2 separate regions of the Homo sapiens genome follow, and region 2 is linked to region 1. Evidence: read pairs that join two places in POLR2A ChIA-PET (ENCODE). Cell type or tissue: PC-9. All regions are shown on one strand. Links, peaks and the distances in the headings refer to the core of each region. The heading gives the core; the rest is flanking DNA. Region 1 overlaps IRAG1 (inositol 1,4,5-triphosphate receptor associated 1). Region 2 overlaps IRAG1 (inositol 1,4,5-triphosphate receptor associated 1).

What was found. Peaks named below come from ENCODE experiments on the same cell type or tissue, not always from the same donor. Only the 100,000 strongest peaks of a DNase experiment are listed, where the experiment ranks them.
Region 2: POLR2A ChIA-PET joins it to region 1 with 8 read pairs; 2 of 35 experiments call an interaction of 5 or more read pairs at or near these places.

What each region holds. Positions count from the first base shown.
Region 1 is chr11:10,630,904-10,635,297 of GRCh38, forward strand. IRAG1 (inositol 1,4,5-triphosphate receptor associated 1) reads right to left here. Exons shown (of 21, transcript NM_130385.4): 3 at 3,065-3,168; 4 at 1,088-1,158. Among named protein-coding and RNA genes, the nearest start is that of IRAG1, 61 kb to the right of the region's middle. In PC-9, for the core only: no CTCF peak of the experiment used is centred there; a DNase peak (open chromatin) is centred at 2,618.
Region 2 is chr11:10,570,359-10,574,752 of GRCh38, forward strand. IRAG1 (inositol 1,4,5-triphosphate receptor associated 1) reads right to left here. Exons shown (of 21, transcript NM_130385.4): 21 at 2,737-4,394. All of the region lies in intron 1 of IRAG1-AS1 (IRAG1 antisense RNA 1), which reads left to right. Among named protein-coding and RNA genes, the nearest start is that of LYVE1, 3.9 kb to the left of the region's middle. In PC-9, for the core only: no CTCF peak of the experiment used is centred there; no DNase peak of the experiment used is centred there.

The sequences.
Region 1 (4,394 bases), core at 177-4,176:
AATCAATGAACAGAATCCCCTTGGCCACAGGGATTGGCTCGGGGATGGCCATGTGAAGCCATTGAGGGGCAATCCTGGTGTGGAGTATATGGGGAAGAAGAACTCTCCACTGATGGGGCGTAAGCTTGGAGTTGCTGGTAGCTATTGGCTACCATGTGTTGAAGAGTCTGCCAAGAAGAAAGCTAACACACAAGAAAAAAGGTTCAAGAGATGGAATGGGACAATTGCTAATAACCCACTTTGAGCACCTGGATCCAGCACTACCTGAAATCACAAGCCCTGGCTTTTGTAAATTTTTTTTTGGTGTGAGGTAGTTTGAGTTGGGTTTCTATCATTTGAAAAAGTCCCAATTGGTACACATGGCAGAGTTTCAGTTGCCAGCAACATGCTCCAGGGAGGTTCCTGCTCTTTCAGTGTGTTTCCTATTCCCCCTGGAATGCCTTTCCTCCCTCGCCTATCTGTCCAGCTCTCTAAGGCACAACTCAAATGCCACCTCCTCTGGAATACCTTCCTAAAACTTCCTCTCCTCAGAGAGACTCGGTCCCCTTCTTGCCTTGGCTGGCCTAGCTCTTCTGTGCAGTCTCTTATCATACAGTGTCCCAATTATCTGTTCATTTCTCAGTCTCTTCATAGTCTATGAGCAGCATGAAGGCAGGGACCAACTCTATATGAGATCTATGTTCCAACAGCCCAGGGCAGATCGTGAGCCACCATCTGGGGATGAGCAGATGACCAGGGCAGCCGGCCTTACACTCAGGCACCTACTCCAACCTGGATGTGGGCCTCTTTAGCAGAGGCTGGAGGACTCTGCCCCCTAAACCCCAGAAATGAGTTTCACTCAGCTGTTCTTTCTTTCTTTGACTTCTGCATCTTCCTCTTCATGCCCTGGTCTTGTCTTTTGAGCAATGAAAACTGAATTAAATATGCTTCTCCTAGACCCAGACACGGAGGGGCTGATCTACCCTGTCCTGTTGGACTTATCGGGAGGGAGCGCCTTAAAGAGCAGGAGAGAGGAAGGAGTCAAGCCCAGCCACGCTGCCAGACCTGTCTTTCTACTCAACATGCCTTAGATTGCCCTGGTCCTTACCCACAGATGTCAGGGAGGCAGTGGACACCTTCAAGTGTCGGTGAGAAAGCCTCTTGTGGGGACTGTGAACTCTGAAAGACAGAACAGTCATCTTGTTCAGAAAATCAATCCACAACTTGAAAATAGGTGAAAAGATGCCTGTATATTCTTTTTCTTTTTCTTTCTTTCTTTCTTTGTTTCCTTCTTTCCTTCTTTCTTTCTTTTTTTTTTTTTTTGACTCAGTTTTACTCTGTCACCCAGGCTGGAGTGCAGTGGCGCAATCTCAGCTCACTGCAGCCTCTGCCTCCCAGGTTCAAGCAATTCTCCTGCCTCAGCCTCCCAAGTATCTGAGACTACAGGCATGTGCCACCACACCCAGCTAATTTTTGTATTTTTAGTGGAGATGGGGTTTCACCATGTCAGCCAGGCTGGTCTTGAACTCCTGACCTCAGGTGATCTGCCCGCCTTGGCCTCCCAAAGTGCTGGGATTACAGGTATGAGCCACTGTGCCCAGCCAGATGCCTGTATATTCTTTCAAAGTCATCCTAGAACATCATCTTACAAGCTTCTCGAGGGTTTCTCTGACTCTCAACTTGGGAACGTCTTAGAAATGCAAATTCTCAGGCCCCAACTCAGATCAGAAATTCTGGAGGTGGGCCCAGCCAGCTATGATTTTACAGCTCTCCAGGTGATTCTGACGCGTGCTAAAGTTTTCCAACCACTGCCCTAAGAGGATGTGACTTTGACTTACTATTTCCTACTCATTAGGTCCCAGACTCTGAGCTAACATCTAACTTGTAGAAGCCTCATAAAATGTAAATCATTGTTGTCTGACAAAGACGCAGATGATTTCTGTTTGGGAAAAAAGACAAAAATATGGTTTCATTGCCCTGTAGAACATTCACCTATTTTATATCTAACTTAGCAGTTTTATTCCAGCACTTTCCTCCCCACTGATGATATATGTATATCCATTGCTTGTATCCTCCTTTGAACCGGCTTTGTTATCCAGATGCTTCTTGTATTAATGAGGTAAGTAAATCTTTGACATATGCTCAGTATATTTATATGAGAATTATCTTTTTCCTTTTCTTTTTCTTTCTTTCTTTTTTTTTTTTTTTTTGAGACGGAGTCTCGCACTGTCGCCCAGGCTGGAGTGCAGTGGCGCGATCTGGGCTCACTGCAAGCTCCGCCTCCCGGGTTCACGCCATTCTCCTGCCTCAGCCTCCCGAGTAGCTGGGACTACAGGCGCCCGCCACCACACCCGGCTAATTTTTCTGTATTTGTAGTAGAGACGTGGTTTCACTGTGTTAGCCAGGATGGTCTCGATCTCCTGACCTCATGATTCACCCGCCTTGGCCTCCCAAAGTGCTAGGATTACAGGCATGAGCCACTGCGCCCGGCCGAGAATTATCTTTTTAACTTTTTGAAAATTAGACAGTCTCATTTCAGCGAGCCCAGTTCGTGGGCTAGTGCTCTGTGAAACCAAGGCGGAGACATTCCTCTACCTGTGAGCCCATGTCCCTGCCAAGAGATCATATTTCACACGTTTTGGCCAGGGGCAGGATTCTACATTCAAACACCTGCACCTTTCATGTTTGGCTGCAAATAGCTGGACAGTTATTATGGGAAACTCTCCTGCGGTGATTTATGCTTTTCTTAAAGGCTAGCCCTTTCCATGGGGGAACAAGTCCTTCTGGGGCCCCTGGGCATTAAATGTTTTAACCTCCACTAGCCCTGCTGGGGGAGGAGGCTGCAAATGGGCTGGAGCCGTCGCAGAGCCAAAAGGACCACATCCAGGAGAGGAAAAATCATTTTAGGAGGAAGATAATGGAAAAATTCCTATTTCTATCTTGTATTTTGAAAAACTGCTTGATTATAGTTTAGTCAATAAAATGATACAAGAAAAAAGAAAAGATTTATTTAAAAATATAGCTGTCTGATCCTCATGTTCTAGGAAATATTGTTTGTCACAATGCAAGGATCAGGCACCTGTACCTGTTGGCCAGGTTTTTGTCGGTTTCTCCTTCTGGTGAAGTGGCATCCCCAGTCAGGACAATCGTGGGAGTTGGACTGCAAGATACTCCTGCGGCAGGAGGACCCTGCCGGTTTAGAACAAAAACACAGAGTTAGGCTTGGGCTGGTGGGACTTCCAGGGACAGGAGCCAGAGCATTTATTCTCACATCATGATGCTCAGAGCCATCTTGATAAGGGGACAAATGCAGTTTACTCTTTATTCCCCCAGCTTTATTGAGGTATAGTTGACAAATAAACATTGTATATATTCAAGGCACACAATGCGATGTTTTCATTACCTTGATACAATGTTTTGATACAATGTGACATATTCACGGCATACAGTGTGATGTTTTGATGTGAAATGATTACCACAGTCAGGCTAACTAATATATCCACCAACTCACATAGTTACCTTTTTGTGTGGTGGACAATACTTAGCAAATTCCAAGTATACAATACATTATTAACTACAGTCACCGTGCTGTACGTTAGATCCCCAGAACGTATTCACCTCATAACCAAAATAGTAAGTTGAATTCTTTGACCAACATCTCCCCATTTCTCCCACCCCCAGTCACTGGCAACCACCATTCTACTCTCTGTTTCTGCAAGTTTGACCTTTTAAGATTCTACATATAAGTGAGATCATGCAGTATTGTCTTTCTGTGCCTGGCTTATTTCACTTAGCATAGTGTCCTGCAGGCTCACCCACATTGTTGCAAAAGGTGAGATTTCCTTCTTTTTTTAAGGATGAATAATATTCTTGTGTGTGTGTGTGTGTGTGTGTGTGTGTGTGTATACAGACACAATATTTTATTGTGTATATATTTTTCACATTTTTTAATTCATCCATTGACAGACATTTAGATTGTTTCCATACCTTGTCTATTGTGAATAGTGCACACATATAGGTTATTTGGATTACTCAGAAAACAAAAAAGGCAGTTTCTCCTTTATTCCCCAGCAGGCCCTCACCTGAGCTTAACACGGTCCACTATTCATGCACTAAGATTAGGGACACTACAAGCTATCCCTGGTTAGTTCTCACTAGCAATGCAGGAAAAGAATGGTACAGAGTCCTCAGATTGAGGCCAGCCTGGCTGGGGAAGAATGATGGCCTGGGGAAAAGGTAGTGGCACCCACACACCCCTGAGGTTCCACGACAGTCCTACCTTTGGGTAACTTTGACATTTCAGTGATCGTAATTTGTTAGAAGACTCTCCTGGGGTTTTCTCTTAGGTCCTTCCATCAACTTAAGAGGGTGCCTGTCATTTTCCTTCTCCTCCTTCCCACCCCCTTGACTGGCAT
Region 2 (4,394 bases), core at 189-4,188, 61 kb before region 1:
GCAGCAATGACACACTGAGTCCTTCTCATACTTCTAGTCTCTCTTTCACTTCTACAGTTAGCCAGAGAAAGTTCTCTGCTCTTTTAAGAGACACGGTCTTGCTCTGTTGGCTGGAGCGCAGTGGCGCCATCGTGACTCACTGCAGCATCTACCTCCTGGGCTCAAGCAGAGCTCTCTACTTTTTTTTTTTTTTTTTTTTTTTTTGAGACAGAGTCTCACTCTGTTGCCCAGGCTGGAGTGCAGTGGCGTGATCTCAGCTCACTGCAAGCTCTGCCTCCTGGGTTCATGCCATTCCTTGCCTCAGCCTCCCGAGTATCTGGGACTACAGGCGCCCGCCACCACACCCAGCTAATTTTTTGTATTTTTGGTAGAGGCAGGGTTTCACTGTGTTAGCCAGGATGGTCTCGATCTCCTGACCTCATGATCCGCCCGCCTCAGCCTCCCAAATGCTGGGATTACAGGCGTGAGCCACCGCGCCCGGCGAGCTGTCTGCTTTTAAGGGCTCATGGGCCCACCTGGATAACCTCCCTATCTTAAGGTCAACTGTACCATCTAATGTAACACAACAAAGCTCCATACCCCTGGAGCTCCTATTCAAAGGCTCCAGGGATTAGGGTGGGACATCTTTGGAGGGCTATTCTAGAAATTCTGCCTTCCACAGTCACTTAACCTTGATTTGATTCTGATCTGCTTTCTGAGAGAAACTTCCACATCCACTGTTTTCTGCGGCCCTTTGCATCCCTCTGGGAGATTCATTTGCATATAATCTTGCTTGTCCACATTTGAAGTGGATATTAGGGAGTATGCCTTCCTTGGGAATAGCACAGCTTTTGCAGTCTGCTTCCTGCCGGCATAAGCTAAGATCCCAAAAGTTTTCTTAATTTTAAAAAAATTTTATTTTTAATCAATACATAATTATACACATGTACATTTTGATGTTTCCATACAAACAAGATGTAGTGATCAGATCAGGCTAATTAGCATATCCATCATCTGAAACATTTATCCTTTGTGTTGGGGGTGTTCAATATCTTCTCTTCCAGCTATTTGAAAATATGTTATTGTTATCTATAGTCATCCTATAGTGCCATAAAACACTATAACTTGTTCCTCCTAATTTTATGTCCTTTAACAAATCTGTCTTTTCCTCCTCTCTTCCCTTTCCAGCCACTAGTATCCTCTATTCTGTTTTTTACTTCCATGAGATCTTTTGTTAGCTTCCATGAATTAGAACATGTGGTGTTAACTTTCTGTTCATGGCTTATTTTACTTCACATAATGACCTCCATTTCCATCTATGTTGCTGTGAATGCCAGGATTTCATTTTTTACGGCTGAATACTATTCCGTTGTGTATGTACACCATGTTTTCTTTATCCACTCATCTGTTGCTGGACACATTTTAATACCATATCTTGGCGATTGTGAATACTGCTGCAATAAACATGAGGGTGCAGGTATCTCTCTGATATATTTTCTTTCCTCCTCAAAGCTGTTTCCTCACCTGAACAATGAAAGGGGTTTTTAGTCCTGGCTTGTGTTTCTTTGTAAATTCCCTCACAAAGTTAGATTTCTGCTTCCATGTGCCAATAATCATACCCCAAATCCTTTCCCAGTCATAATTCTCAAGAAGTATTTCCTGTTTCTCAGCACCATACCCCTCAAATTTAGTGGTGAATACACTAAGTTCATTTGAACTCACAAAGGGCCACATCCTTAATCTAGCCTTTGCCATAAGGCTGAGTCGATCTGTTCAACTGAGAAATTTTATTGGCTCCCACTCAAAGCTCTTTTTAGTCTGTCTGGGATTTAGAAGTGGTCAGGTTTTCTCACCCTTCAATCTTTCACATTTCTGAATACTCTATATTCTTTTTCATTTTTGCTCCCACATAGCCAATTATTTCTCCTGCCATACCTTGCCAAAGGCAGCCAAGAGAAGTTTCCATACCCCAACGCTGATTCTTTCCACCACTTATAAATAGGCTAACCATGAGATGCTTTCCAAGTTATCACAGGTAAGACTTTACTATCTTACCATCTTTCTAGCAGTTTTGTTTCTTGCCATGTAACTGGTAAGCTAGAACCTCATATTTTGGAATTTTGCTATTAAAGTACACAATTTCTGGTTCAAATGTATGCATTAGGGTAGGCTAACTGCTATAAACATCCTGGAATCTCTGTGGCTTAATATACTAAAATCTTATTTCTTATTCATGTCACAGTTCAATACTGGGAGTGCTCATTCAAAGACCCAGCTTCCGTCTAGTGGTTCTGCCATTTTCTCGGGTCTCAGTGTTCTCATCTGAATCCTCTGGCTTTGGTAGGCAGAGAAGGGAGTAAAAAAAGGTGTGAAGTATTGGGCAGGAGAGTTTATTTTTAGGGAACTAGATTTGGAAAGTCCACATTCCCCTGCAGCTAGCTGTAAGAAAGACAAAAATAGTTCAGCTGTGGAAATCAGGTTGGTTAAAAACTCAGCAGACTCAATCACAGCAAACTGTGTTAATTAAAAAAATCATAGACCAGGAAGATACAGGAAACCAGGATCAGGAATGGGGAAGGGAAGAGGAGGAACTGATCCAGCCCCTGTGAGGTAGCCCATAGTATAACGACCAAGGGTTGGGGACCTCTGACTTGGTTCTGGAATGCACTAATATATCCAAAGGCATCTAATTCTGGGTTGGGGTAAGACTGTAATTCAACTCCATAAAATGAGGAGGCATTTGGCTGCTGCCAGAGGTTTGGAAATGTGCTTTTATTTTCAAACTCAGGTATGTGACACTCTACAGTTCAATGCTAGCACACCTGTGTGAGGCTTAACAACATGAGGAACTGATAGCCAGTGATACACAAATCCAGCACTTCCTCTCCATTTACTCTGTCAGGCTGTATATGGGGAGCAACACATATGGCTTTGTGGCAGCCAGAAAGTGAAGGTCTTTTTAGGAGGTGACATCAACAATGACACAAACACATCACTCTGCAACTGAAGGCAGGGAACCAGACTCCTAGGGCTAAGCAGAGATGTCAGACTTCAGAGGCATTTGGGGGACTCTTCAGATCCACATCCTCACTGAAAATCCAGGGCCTGTTTCTCTCCAGTTCACTACCGCTTGGGCAGCAGCTCCCACTGCTTCAGGCTGGTCTTTGCTTTCCAGAAAAGATGGACTCATGAGCACTTTTTCAGCCCCTGTATATATGGCTATTCTTATGCTCCCTTTTGGAGATGTCCTTTTCCTCGACCTCCCTTGCTTACAAATGGAATAGGGTGGGAGAGGGCCTGTGCCTGGAAGTACTCTTGCAGGCTTTTCTGTGGGGCAGCTGGAGGTGCAGGAGCTCTCCATAACTGCCTTCCTGGCCTTTGACTCATCCAGAAACAAAGGTAGGAAACTTGTGACCAAGTGAACAATGGGGCCAGCTGAGCCTGGCCCTGCTTTAAGGGAGGCAGAGATTGAACATTCCCCACCTGGAGTTCTGCTTCCACGGCCACTCTCTAGAACTCTATTTGCATCCTGTCTTTGGCTCTGAGGGCCTCATGTAGCTAAAGCTCCTTCAGTTGTATCCAGACCCCCTGGAAGAGGCCGGGCAAATCATCCACTTCTGCCCCCAGAGTCCCTCTGCCCTGCTCTGTAACTCTTTACCTTAATGGCACATCCTTGATCAACCCTGGCTTGGGCCTCAGTCATTTTCTAGCTACTGTAAAGGATGCCCCCTTCAATAAACATGCTATTTTAAAGTGGGGCATGCTTGGGGTGGGGGGTCTCTCTGAAGGAGTGACTGCATTGAGCCCAGTCCTTGAGCTTGGCAATGGTGTTGCTAGTCTGGTCTCATTCCTGCTCTCTCACAGAGTAGACTGAAAAACAGAATAAGCTGAGGTTAAGAAAGATGTTGCTTTTTGCATTGTGATGGTGCTGGTACTGAGAAGCATGCAGCATGTCAGCTGTCCCCAGGCTGCTCTCCACCACCTTAAATGTTTGCTTGTTCTTTTGAGCAACATTTAATGACACCCTCCCAAGCGTCAGCCACCATGCTAGGCACTTACCCAAGAGATGGGTAAGACATGGTTCTTGTCTTTGAGGAAAAATGCTAGGGGAGATGGATACATAAATAGGCCATGGTATACTATAGGTAAAGGTCAATAATAATAATGTTTAAAACGTGCCAGAAAGCACAGAGGAGTGTGTGACCTATTATGTTGTGTCTGGTGAGGAGTATGGAAGGAAGGTCATCAAAGCTGGTATGGAGGGGATAATTTTTGCACTCGGTCGAGAAGAGTGACCTGAAGAAAAGAGAAGAACAGCTGGAAAAAAAACTAGTGAGTGGAGGTCCAGCACTATGAGAGAAACTGTTTAGTTGGGGAGCCAGAGATGGAGTAGCTGATGGGCCACTTGGGGGAAT